Linked DNA regions of Homo sapiens: region 1 is linked to region 2. The links are chromatin loops, found by intact Hi-C in ENCODE. Cell type or tissue: Calu3. All regions are shown on one strand. Each heading gives the region's core, and the rest is flanking DNA. Links, peaks and the distances in the headings are about the cores only.

What was found. A loop is a pair of places that touch in the nucleus more often than their neighbours do. Peaks named below come from ENCODE experiments on the same cell type or tissue, not always from the same donor. Only the 100,000 strongest peaks of a DNase experiment are listed, where the experiment ranks them.
Region 1: it touches region 2 in a loop (16-fold over the local background); 100 of 110 quality-filtered maps call a loop at or near these places.

Annotation. Positions count from the first base shown.
Region 1 is chr2:206,797,636-206,803,020 of GRCh38, reverse strand. No RefSeq gene overlaps it. Among named protein-coding and RNA genes, the nearest start is that of MIR3130-1, 17 kb to the right of the region's middle. In Calu3, for the core only: a CTCF peak has its summit at 2,350 (motif pointing left); a DNase peak (open chromatin) is centred at 2,320.
Region 2 is chr2:207,472,303-207,477,687 of GRCh38, reverse strand. No RefSeq gene overlaps it. Among named protein-coding and RNA genes, the nearest start is that of CREB1, 55 kb to the left of the region's middle. In Calu3, for the core only: CTCF peaks have their summits at 2,607 (motif pointing right) and 4,312; a DNase peak (open chromatin) is centred at 2,617.

The DNA.
Region 1 (5,385 bases), core at 91-5,090, 670 kb after region 2:
ACAGGTGCCTTTCAGGATGACTCAAGCCTGCTAGTTTCTTCAGCATTCGTTTAATCCACAGGAAATATTATGCATCCATGCCATCCCTTCTCCCCTGCAAAACTTGGAAGCCAAAAGCCTTCTTACAGCCACCTGTTTTTGCTCTGCCATCAGCAGCAGCTCCAGGCAGCCTTCTGCCTTTGGGCTTTTCCAGGCAAGAGTCAGGCTTCTATCTCCAGTCACCTTCCCACACCTCCTACTCTCACCTCGCACTCCCACCCCCGACCAATGTTTGAAGGGTCTACATCAAGCTCTCAAAGGAACTTGGAGTCCAGGCTTCTGGGTGTCACTTCATGAGTTGTGCCTCTACCCCACTGAGTGAACAAATCTAAGCCACCGAACATACCCTGTGGGATTGGGGTTATGCCCCCACCCTTCCTCTCCATACACTGGGCCCCATGCATGGCAGGTGGCTCTGTTAAAGATTACTGACCATTTTTCTCTTGAGACTATTGTAGCTTTTACAGCGCTAAAAATTTTAAGCATAACACCCTTCTCTACCATCATCTTAGGCAATTTACAGAGATAAATTTATGATTTTGCATCTATAGCACATGAAGTATGGATTTTTAAAGATTCATTAGAATATATAATTCTCACATAAAAACATTTATACTCATAAACAGTATTTCCATAAAGATGATCTCATTAGATATAAAGTTTATCTCTGGTGAATTAAAGTTAATCCTGAAAATCTTGTCAACCACACATAATATATGGTACCTAATGTATCTGATACATTCTGAAACAGATAAGTGGATGAAATATTTTTAAAGCACCACATCTAGTAAGGCAGCAGAGAATTAGAAACGGATTTTATTTCTTGTTCTTCAATATAGTAATTGGTGACCTTGAGAAATGCCATTTAACCTTTTCATGTCTCAATTTTCTCATCTATAAATAGATATAATCATCACAAAGACCCGCTGTGAGCAATAGATGAGATAATCTTGAGAGCTCTAAAGCTCTACATATAACAGAAAGGCATTATTGGGATTAGGGCAGAGGATCTGCAGCTCTGCTGTTGCCTTGAACAATTTCCATGATTCTGTGACTCACTTTTACTACCTGCAAAATAGACACCGGAAGGCGTCTCTCCAGTTTTCCTTAGAAGGCAGAGTCTGTATAAGAGAAAAAAGCTGATTTCAGGGTCCAGCAGATTTAATTAGCTGCACAACCATGGGCCAACTCTCGAGTGTTAGAGAGGATAATGATGACTACCTCACAGGGTTGTGAGAATCAAATGTCTTAAAGGAGAACAGTGCTTAGTAAATAGCTAACAGTGCTCAGCCTGTACAATTGTTAGAATCAATATTGGGTTTCCACTGAAAATTACCATGGGGTTACCTTGCCGTTTACTGCCTAGGTCCAGTCATTTCTGAATAAGATTAGTTGCTATGGTTACCTTCCCAAAACACCACAGTTGAAAACGTGTTGGAGATGGGAATCGATGGTAGGAGGCTTTAGCGGAGGACACAAAGCAACTTCAGCCACTGAGACATTTTAATACATGTAAACTCCTTCCCTTGGAAACCTAAGTCACATTTTGCCAAAATGGAAATGAACTCAGGAAGTGGACTTTCAGAAGTTCTGCATTTGGCCAGCCTCCTTCCCCCATCACCAGGCCCTCAAGGACAGGTGCGTTCTGGCCCTGAACCAGCTCCAGAGCATCTCAGTTTCTTACCCCAGGATCTGGCAGTTGGAAAGATGTTGGTTGCCAGGCAGAATTCATCAGATTCACTTCCCAGATGCTATCGCTTCTGATGCCGAAAGAAAAATAGGTTGCCCAGCAATTGAGGTTGGAAAGGACAGGTGTAGCTGAGAAATGCACAGTGTTGCACAGAAAACAATAATGGGTTATTTTTGTTAAAATTCATTAGCATGCATATTTGTATATTCCAGGGGTCCTCACATCCCGCAAACATACTTAGTCTCTGGAGGGGCTAGCACTAACATCCCCGGTTAAAGTGTCCCCCACAGGAGTGTTATAAATGGTATTTGATCTGTCAGAATCAGTCACAGCTCCAACAGCTCTCAGCAAATGAATACAAGTTGGTCTGACCCTGCTTCCTGTTTCCAACTAAAGCAAACCGAAGACCTGAAGAGGCCTCACAGGCAAGAGTATTTTGCACCCGCTCCTAGTGAAAAGACTCTTTTCTGCCTGGTCTTTTTTCCCAGACATCCCAAGGAGCTGTCCTGCTCTTATTTGAAATTCAAACCAGAAGGAAGTCACCTCCGCAAATGCCAAGTGTCCAGCCTCCACTTCCATGATGATTCAGCACCACCTAGGGGCCATTGTCATTCATTTCTTGCCAGGCTCATTTCTTGCCATATTCATTTATTGCCACAATAGAATTCCTTTTTAAGTATTGCAGCTGCACCCGCCACCGCCCCCTCGCCACTGCCATCCACATAAGAAAAGTACAGAAGCTTCTCTACACACATTTTTCAAGACTCGGTTCCAGATCTACTTCAGCTGGAAACTCTGGTCCACTAGCTTAGCACACAAGGATCACTGCTGAGGAGTGTGGTTCACATTTACAATACACCACGGGGACTTCGCTTTATTATTATAAGAACTGCTATAAGCATCTACTACATGACAAGGCATATATAGTTATTTCTAATGTATACAATAGTCCTTCAAATTGGGTAGTAATCCATTTTACAGATGAAGAAACTAAGGCTCTGAGAAGTTAAGCAATTTATCCAGATCCCAAACCAGGGTTGACTTACTCTTTTCACTGTAAAACGCTGTCTCTCTAATCTTACTGTGCGTAGAGCCAACATGGCAGTGAGGGTGCTCATTTTAATGATTCTAAAGCAGAACATTCAAATAAATCTTGTCCTTCAAAGAAGTCACTTTGAAGCCTATTCTGTCATGCCAATAGCTAATGCTCATAACAATTGAGTCTCTGCTATAGGAACTGCCTTCAGAGCTATTTGTGAGCTGCACGACCTAATCTCATTACCTTAAAGTATGTTATATGTTTGAAAAAAATATGGTAGATACCATTGGAGGACTGAAGGATGTGCCATCCCAAAATTTGTATGTTGATTATTTCTAATGGAAAACAATGGAGAAATTCTAGTTTCAGAAAGGAAGAGCTGATCTATATCTTCCTGTATGGAGCAAGGGATAAAGAATCCTCTGGGACGGATACTCTTCGAAGGCCCTGAGATTTATCCATACCAGGATGAGAAAATAGCCCTTATCACCAGAGACTTGGAGGCTGCAAGGAACCCGAATAAACAAACTTACGAACAAAATAACCTTTATCTTCCACTTGCTTTACACCCCCTCATATATCTCCTGTGACTCCCCTAGAAAATTTTACTGTCCTAGCCAGATTTTCTTTCTCCTGTTGTTTCTTCTCAAATTTATCATTCTTTGTCTAAAAAGTATAAGAATATCTTACTTTGGCCTCTTGTTCAGACTTCACTTTCTTGTGAAGATCCCCAAGTACATGTAAAACTAGTAAAATTTATACATTTTTCTCTTGTTAATCTGCCTGCTGTCAATTTAGCTTCTACATCCAGCTGACCAGCCCACTAAGAGCTAACAGAAGGGTTGAAGTTGATCTCTGGTTCCCCGGTACCATGCTGTTCAAGCAGTGTAATCTCCCAGGTCCCTCCTCAGTAAATTTCGATTCAGTATCACTGGGACAGGCCCAACAGTTTGTGGTTTTGTCAAGTACATGTGACTGTAATCACCAGGAAAGCTTGAGTAACACTGGTGCGATGATACAAGCATGAGCTCTGGGGTCAGAAGGACTTGGGTGCAGATCTGGCTCTGCCTTTTTTCTAGTTGTGCACCCCTAGGAAAGGCAATTAAGGCCTTGAGTATCAGTTTATTCATCTATAAAATGAATATTAGTAATCATTAATAACCACCAAACAGGGGTGTGAAGACTGAATGATATAATGGGTGTGAAATGCTAGCACAGTGCCTGGCACATAGTAGGCACTTAATACATGGTCATTACTATTGTTAACTTAATCACCCACTCAGCTTAATGAATTTGCCCTATGTGACTTTTTGTTATTTCTAAAAATTAAATCCACAGTGAAAGGATATGAGGATACATAAAATACACTATCATAACGTATATTATACTTCATTAAAAAGTAAACAACTAAAGATCCTTAGGAAAAGTGATAGATGATAGATAGCCAGATAGGTAAATTTTAGGATAGGAAAATGTTCTAGAAATGAAAAACCAAACATTTAAAACAGTTTAACACTCAGGAGAATAACAAGTTTCTAGAAATACACACACACACACACACACACACACACACACACACACACACACACACACTGATACAAAAGGTAGAAACAATCCAAGGGCCCATCTGCAGATAAACAAAATGTGGTATATACATACAATAGAATATAATTCCATCTTTTTAAAAGGAAGGAAATTCTTTTTTTTTTCTTTGAGACAGGGTATCATTCTTTCCCCAGGCTGGAGTGCAGGGGCATGATCATGGCTCACTGCAGGCTCAATCTCCTGGGCTCAAGCCTTTTTAATTTTCTTGTAGAGATGGGGGTCTTGCAATGTTACCCAGGCTGGTCTTCAACTCTCAGCCTCTCCATCTTAGCCTCCCAAAGTGCCCGGGCGAAAGAAATACTGCCACATGCCATGACACGGATGAGCCAGAAAACACTACGCTAAGTGAAAGAAGCCAGTCAGTAAAGAATAATACTGAGCAATTCCACTCTATAAGGTGTCTAGAGTAGTAAAATTCATAGAGACAGAAAGTAAATGGTGGTTGCCAGGCACTGGGGGAAAGGGGAAATGGGAGTTACTGTTTAATGTGTCAGTATTTCCGTTTTGCAAGTTGAAAAGATTCTGGAGCTGGAGGGTAGTGATTGTTATATAACAATGTGAATGTACTCACTGCCACTGAACTGTACATTTAAAAATGGTTAAGATGGTAAATATTATGTTGTGTATTTTATCACAATTTTAAAAAAAATTAAGAAAATCAAGATGATATCAAATCACAGTTAAATATGAGTTTCAGAAATAGCTTGTTCGGTTTGTGTTGCTACAAAGAGCCCCATGTGAGTGAAATACTTCTAAGTGTACAGATTACATCCTTTGGAAAAATGAGCAAGTAAATTCACAAGTAATTTTGCATCTGTATTCTCAAACAATGTGACCGCACTGCCTTAGTTGCCTGTTTTTCTTTCAAACTATTCATTTACAAGATCACTCAAGAAATGTTACTCAGCTAAGTGGGAGGCTATGACTGGAAAACCTGTTCTGCCTTAACCCTGGCCTGGGGGATGCTTTGAAAAATGGCTGTGGTGCATGGAGCACTCTAAGGAAAACACTG
Region 2 (5,385 bases), core at 243-5,242:
TGGTACGCATCTGTAATCCCAGCTACTGGGGAGGATGAGGCAGGAGAATTGCTTGAACCTGAGAGGTGGAGGTTGCAGTGAGCTGAGATTGTGCCATTGCACTCCAGCCTGGGTGACAGAGCCAGACATTGTCTCCAGAAAAAAAAAAAAAGAAAATAAAATTGTAAAGAGTTTTATTTCCTTTCTCCCAACCTCTATCTTTTAAAAAGTTATTATTTGTTATATAAGATATGATTATATAGCAATAGCTTCCTTTTTCATAAGGTCCCCTTTGAATAACTCTTTCATATTTACTGTATATCAAATGCTGCATCGTCTGATGCTATCTTGGTCTTTCTAGCATACATTTCTTTTGTAGACTCTGAATACTTAACACATGTCTTCTGATTTATGGTTATTTTAAAAAATCTTGGTGAGGTAGGAGGAACAAGTATCATTGTCTCTTATTTATGGAGTATTAAAAGGTAAAGAGGGTTTAAATGGATTACTTAATGCCACAGACTTTATCCAGGAAAAAGCTTTGAGTAAGATCCCAGGTTTTCTGCTTCCTAATTCAATGTGCTTTCCGTTAGCCTGTTTTAATCATTTTAAATGTAGATTTATATAAAAACTTCCTTTACAAAAACTTCAGGTGCTTTAGAGATAACCTGTAATTCAAATAATGCCTAAAACCCTTGCGGGATGTTGTAACGATGACAGGATAAAGTGGAAGAAAAGTGTATGGGAAATGAAAAGGAATACGTCAGAATTAGTGCTCATAAACTTTGTCCCCTGCCCAAGTGCTATTTAAATTTCCTGAGCTTTGTGGATGTTAAAGAATAAATATGTGCCTCACAATTCTCAGAGACAGAACCAAAAAGGATGTAACTTAAAGGTCTACAGAGTGCAGGCAACTAGTGAAAACCGGTGAGATGAGCTGGGTTCATGTCAGGGAGGGGTAGGGATAATGGCAAACAATAGTGATGTGCTCTCTGTAAAGGGGCAGTCACTCATCAGTTCCAGTGGAAGGATTGGCCCAGTCACGCCAAGTCCTCTGACTTTACTGAGAAACCCAAAATTGGATTTTTATGTAAAATATTTTGATTAAAAGAACAAACAATGCAGGCCACATTAGTATGTCTGCAAGTGACTTATGCCCCACAGGCCTCAGTCCACTCTTGGCATATTTTTGACTTTTAACTATTTTCAGATTTAGAGCTCCACTAAGAATAACAGTTGATCTGTTAGGTGGAAAGGTTCCTTTCACTTGCAAATATTCCTGAAGATGGGTCTTGAAGGTAGCTTGATTCCTTTCTTTCTTTTCTTTCTTTTTCTTTCCTTTTCTTTCTTTCTTTCTTTCTTTATTTCTTTCTTTCTTTCTTTCTTTCTCTCTCTCTCTTTCTTTCTTTCTTTCTTTCCTTCTTTCCTTCTTTCTTTCTTTCTTTCTTTCTTTCTTTCTTTCTTTCTTTCTTTCTTTCTCTTTCTTTCTCTCTTTCTTTCTTTCTCTCTCTCTCTCTGTCTCTCTCTCTCTCTCTCTCTATCTTTCTTTCGAGACAGAGTCTTGCTCTGTCGCCCAGGCTGCAGTGCAGTGGCATGATTTCGGCTCACTGCAACCTCCACCCACCGGGTTCAAACACTTCTCCTGCCTCAGCCTCCCCAGTAGCTGGGATTACAGGCATGCGCCACCATACCCGGCTAATTTTTGTATTTTTGGTAGAGATGGGGTTTTACCATGTTGGCCAGGCTGGTCTCGAACTCCTGACGTCAGATGATCCACCGGCCTTGGCCTCCCAAAGTGCTAGGATTACAGGCATGAGCCACCACGCCCAGCCAATTCCTCTCTTTTTACAAAAGTACTCCCCAACCTTATTTCTTTAAAAGGCATTTCCTTTGCTTAGGACTGCTGTCTACCCACTGTTCACATCACAGCTCCTGTGTAGGTGTGTCCTCTCACAGCACGGGGGCTCATGACACAGGCATGCAGGCAGCAGGCTTCTGTTCAGTGGTTCAGGAGTTGTCACTCAGGTCCAAGAAAACTGCTTTGCAGCATCTACCCTTGGCATGGTAACTCTTATTGATAGCCTCCTCTTGGTCTGTCATTTCTCTGTAATTCCTGCCCTGCAGGAAACCAGAAAGTGATTTTCTATGCACAACCATGAACCATGTTTTTACCTAAAAATATATTTATGAACTGATCTCTTGTTTCCTCCAAATATTAAACCCTTTTCCTTAGAATGGAAGAGGACAGTCATTTCTATAAGATCATGTTCAGATTAGAGACGCAAACATTTTCTGTCCTAGAGTTCTTCGAAGTTTACTGTCATGAGAAAACATTTCTTCCCTGAGGAATTGAATTCTGAAAGTTCAGGAGCCCAGTAGCATCATAATTTTTTTCCATTCATTTCTTCCAGTGCCCTATAAAACAATCGCAAAAATAATACAAACTCGATCCCAAATTAGATATAAAATATGCAAAGGTGTTGTGCTATGTAAGTAATGTACTTATTATCACATATGCGATGCAAATGGATGCAACATTCTACAGAATACTTCGGGAAAATAGAGAACGTAAAAATGTTCTGATTTTAATCACAAAATAATTCTATTCAGAAGTTAGCCACGAGAGGGCAGCATTGTCTACACAAACACAGAATGGCGACTGCATTTGAACCTCAGACATTTTCGTGAGGCTGTTTCACCATTTGGTTTCAATCACAGGGAATGATCATAGAAACAGCATCATTGATGCTTAAATTCACAGTTTTTAAAATAAAAACTCTAATCTCTTCGTCTGCGCAACCATTAGGACAAGGCTAAATATCGTGGAACAATGACACATATTTTTCTTATATTTCTCTGTCTTTTCCAGCATGTCTTCTTTACGCTCTACGCTCCGTTTCTGTAGTTTACTTACTTTGAAAAAAAAAAAAATCACCCGACTATTATTATGATTCTGGCCACATGAATCCCAGTGAGCATCAATTTCTTTGTCTACGGAACTTTTTTTTTCCCCTGGAGTCTTGCTCTGTCGCCCAGGCTGCAGTGCAGTGGTGCGATCTTGGCTCACTGCAACCTCCGCCTCCCGGGTTCAGGTGATTCTCCTGCCTCAGCCTCCTGAGTAGCTGGGATTACAGGCGCCCGCCACCATGCCCAACTAATTTTTGTATTTTTAGTAGAGACGAGGTTTCACCATGTTGGCCAGGATGGTCTCGATCTCTTGGCCTCGTGATCCACCTGCCTCGGCCTCCCGAAGTGCTGGGATTATAGGCGTGAGCCACCGCGCCCGGCCATCTACAGAACTGGTAAGCAGTCTAGGGTAGTAAATAGAAACAGGGCCCCAGCTGTGGGCAGGGGCTGCTTCTGCCACTTCGAGATTTGCTTTTCCCCATAGATGAACTGAAGGTAATAACAGCATCTGCCTCTCACTGTGCTGTTGTGAGGATGCACTTTATAATGGATTTCATAAGGTGCCTGGCACATAGAAAGTGCTCAGTAAACATTGCGGTAACAGTGGTGGACTCTTTTTTTTTTTAATTGAATGAGTTGTCAACATTTAAAAATCTGGAGAGCTCACATAAAAATCCTCACTGATCAGTTTTGTCCACATATATTACTTGCCCGGCTTCTGTGGGCACGCGGGTTGTGGTCCTTCGTGAGCCCTTCCATCTCCCACCATCTGTTTATTGCCTTTAGATGATGATAAAAAAAAACTGCACCATGGCCAGCAAGAACAGCTGTAGGAAGGAAGACTTCAGATTTTTTCTCCAAGTTGCAGAAGATGATTGTGCTCAGTCCTAACAACTCTCTGTAGATTCTTTTATCTGAGCAATCCAAAGCCCTTAGCGCTGCAGTTTAATCTAATTTGTTTCTTTTGTCAGATTTCATTTTGAGGCTGAAGCCTTTGAGAGACTAGCAGAGAGCATTTCCTATGGGAAATTTGGTTTCATTCATTCCTAGGTGGCAGGTTGGGGGGTCAGGATTGTCAAACTGGGGAGGACATCTGATGCCTGATGGTAAAACAAAAAGCCACCAGGGACAGGCTTAGGACAGTTCCACTGTGACATCCTTTTTCCTTTTTTCCCCTTCACTTCCTCAGCCCCCCTACCCCATGTGTTAAATGGGTTTTCTTATTTTTAATCTTAAAGAAAAAGAATTTGTGTTTATAAAATAAGATTTAAAAGGTTATTTCCTCCTCACAGTGGGAATCCAGGGAGATAGCTTGGCAGCCCCCAGGAGCTCAGGGAGGAACTCAGCAATCCTCTCATCTGTCTTACAGAACCGTGCTAAGTTACCAAAGGAAACCACCACTCATTTATCTAAACCCTTTGCAGTTAAATGCTCAGAGACGAATGCGCTTGTTGCAACTGCTCTCAGGGTGGCAGCAGACACTCAGAATGGTGTTTCGATTTAACTTATTGCATTTCAGCTAATTGAAAAGCAGAGCACATCGAAGGGCCTCTGTGAGAACACTTTTCAGACTATAAATCGGGGCTGGAGGAGATGTTTAATTAAATCAGTCCTGAGGTCACAGGAAGGAAAAGCAAACCTCTCCCTCCCAGACTTGACCTGGTTCACGTAGCATGGCAGCTGGAGAACTTGGAAATGTGTTAGTAGGACTAATGTAAATATACCAGATTAAAGCACTTCCCCGCCAGACTACGAAGCAAGAAATCGGATCTAGAGACAGACAATGGCTCTGACCTTCCAGTTTAATTCTGTATGCAAGAAACACACAGATGAAGATGGCCGGAGAGGCCGAATTGCTACGTTTCAGATTGCAGTGCGAGGACAGACTTTCTTAAAAGAGCTTATTTCCAAAGAATTCTGTTATTTGCGAGCAGGGACTTGGGAAGCCTTGAGTCAGTCCTGGGTCAGAACTGAGTGTTTGAAGGGGTGAATCATTAACTAAAACCCAACAGTTCATGAAGGAGGAAACCTAGTTAGAATTTGGGATCCTAGACAGGACACTAGCCAGGTGTCATCTGCAACAAAGGAAAGCGTGGCCAACCCAGCGTGGCCCACACAGGAAGGCTCCACACAAACCTATTGGTCTCACTTTTCTTGCTGAATTCTCTCTCAGGTTCATGGGCTTGTATGATGAATGTTCATGCAACATCTCTCAACAGCCTTCTCTCCCCATCCTTCCCAAATTTAAAGATAGGATCACGTGACAGAAAGAAAAAGAGCAGAATGTAAATGTGAAATCATAGCATTTGAAGGTGTGATCTTGGTTTTTAGCTAGAAGACGAGGAAGCTGAAGAAGTAACTAATTCAGGCCGGGCATGGTGGCTCATGCCTGTAATCTCAGCACTTTGGGAGGCTGAAGTAAGCAGATCTCTTGAGCCCATGAGTTAGAGACCAGCCTGGGCAACATGGTGAAACCCTGTCTCTACAAAAATGCAAAAA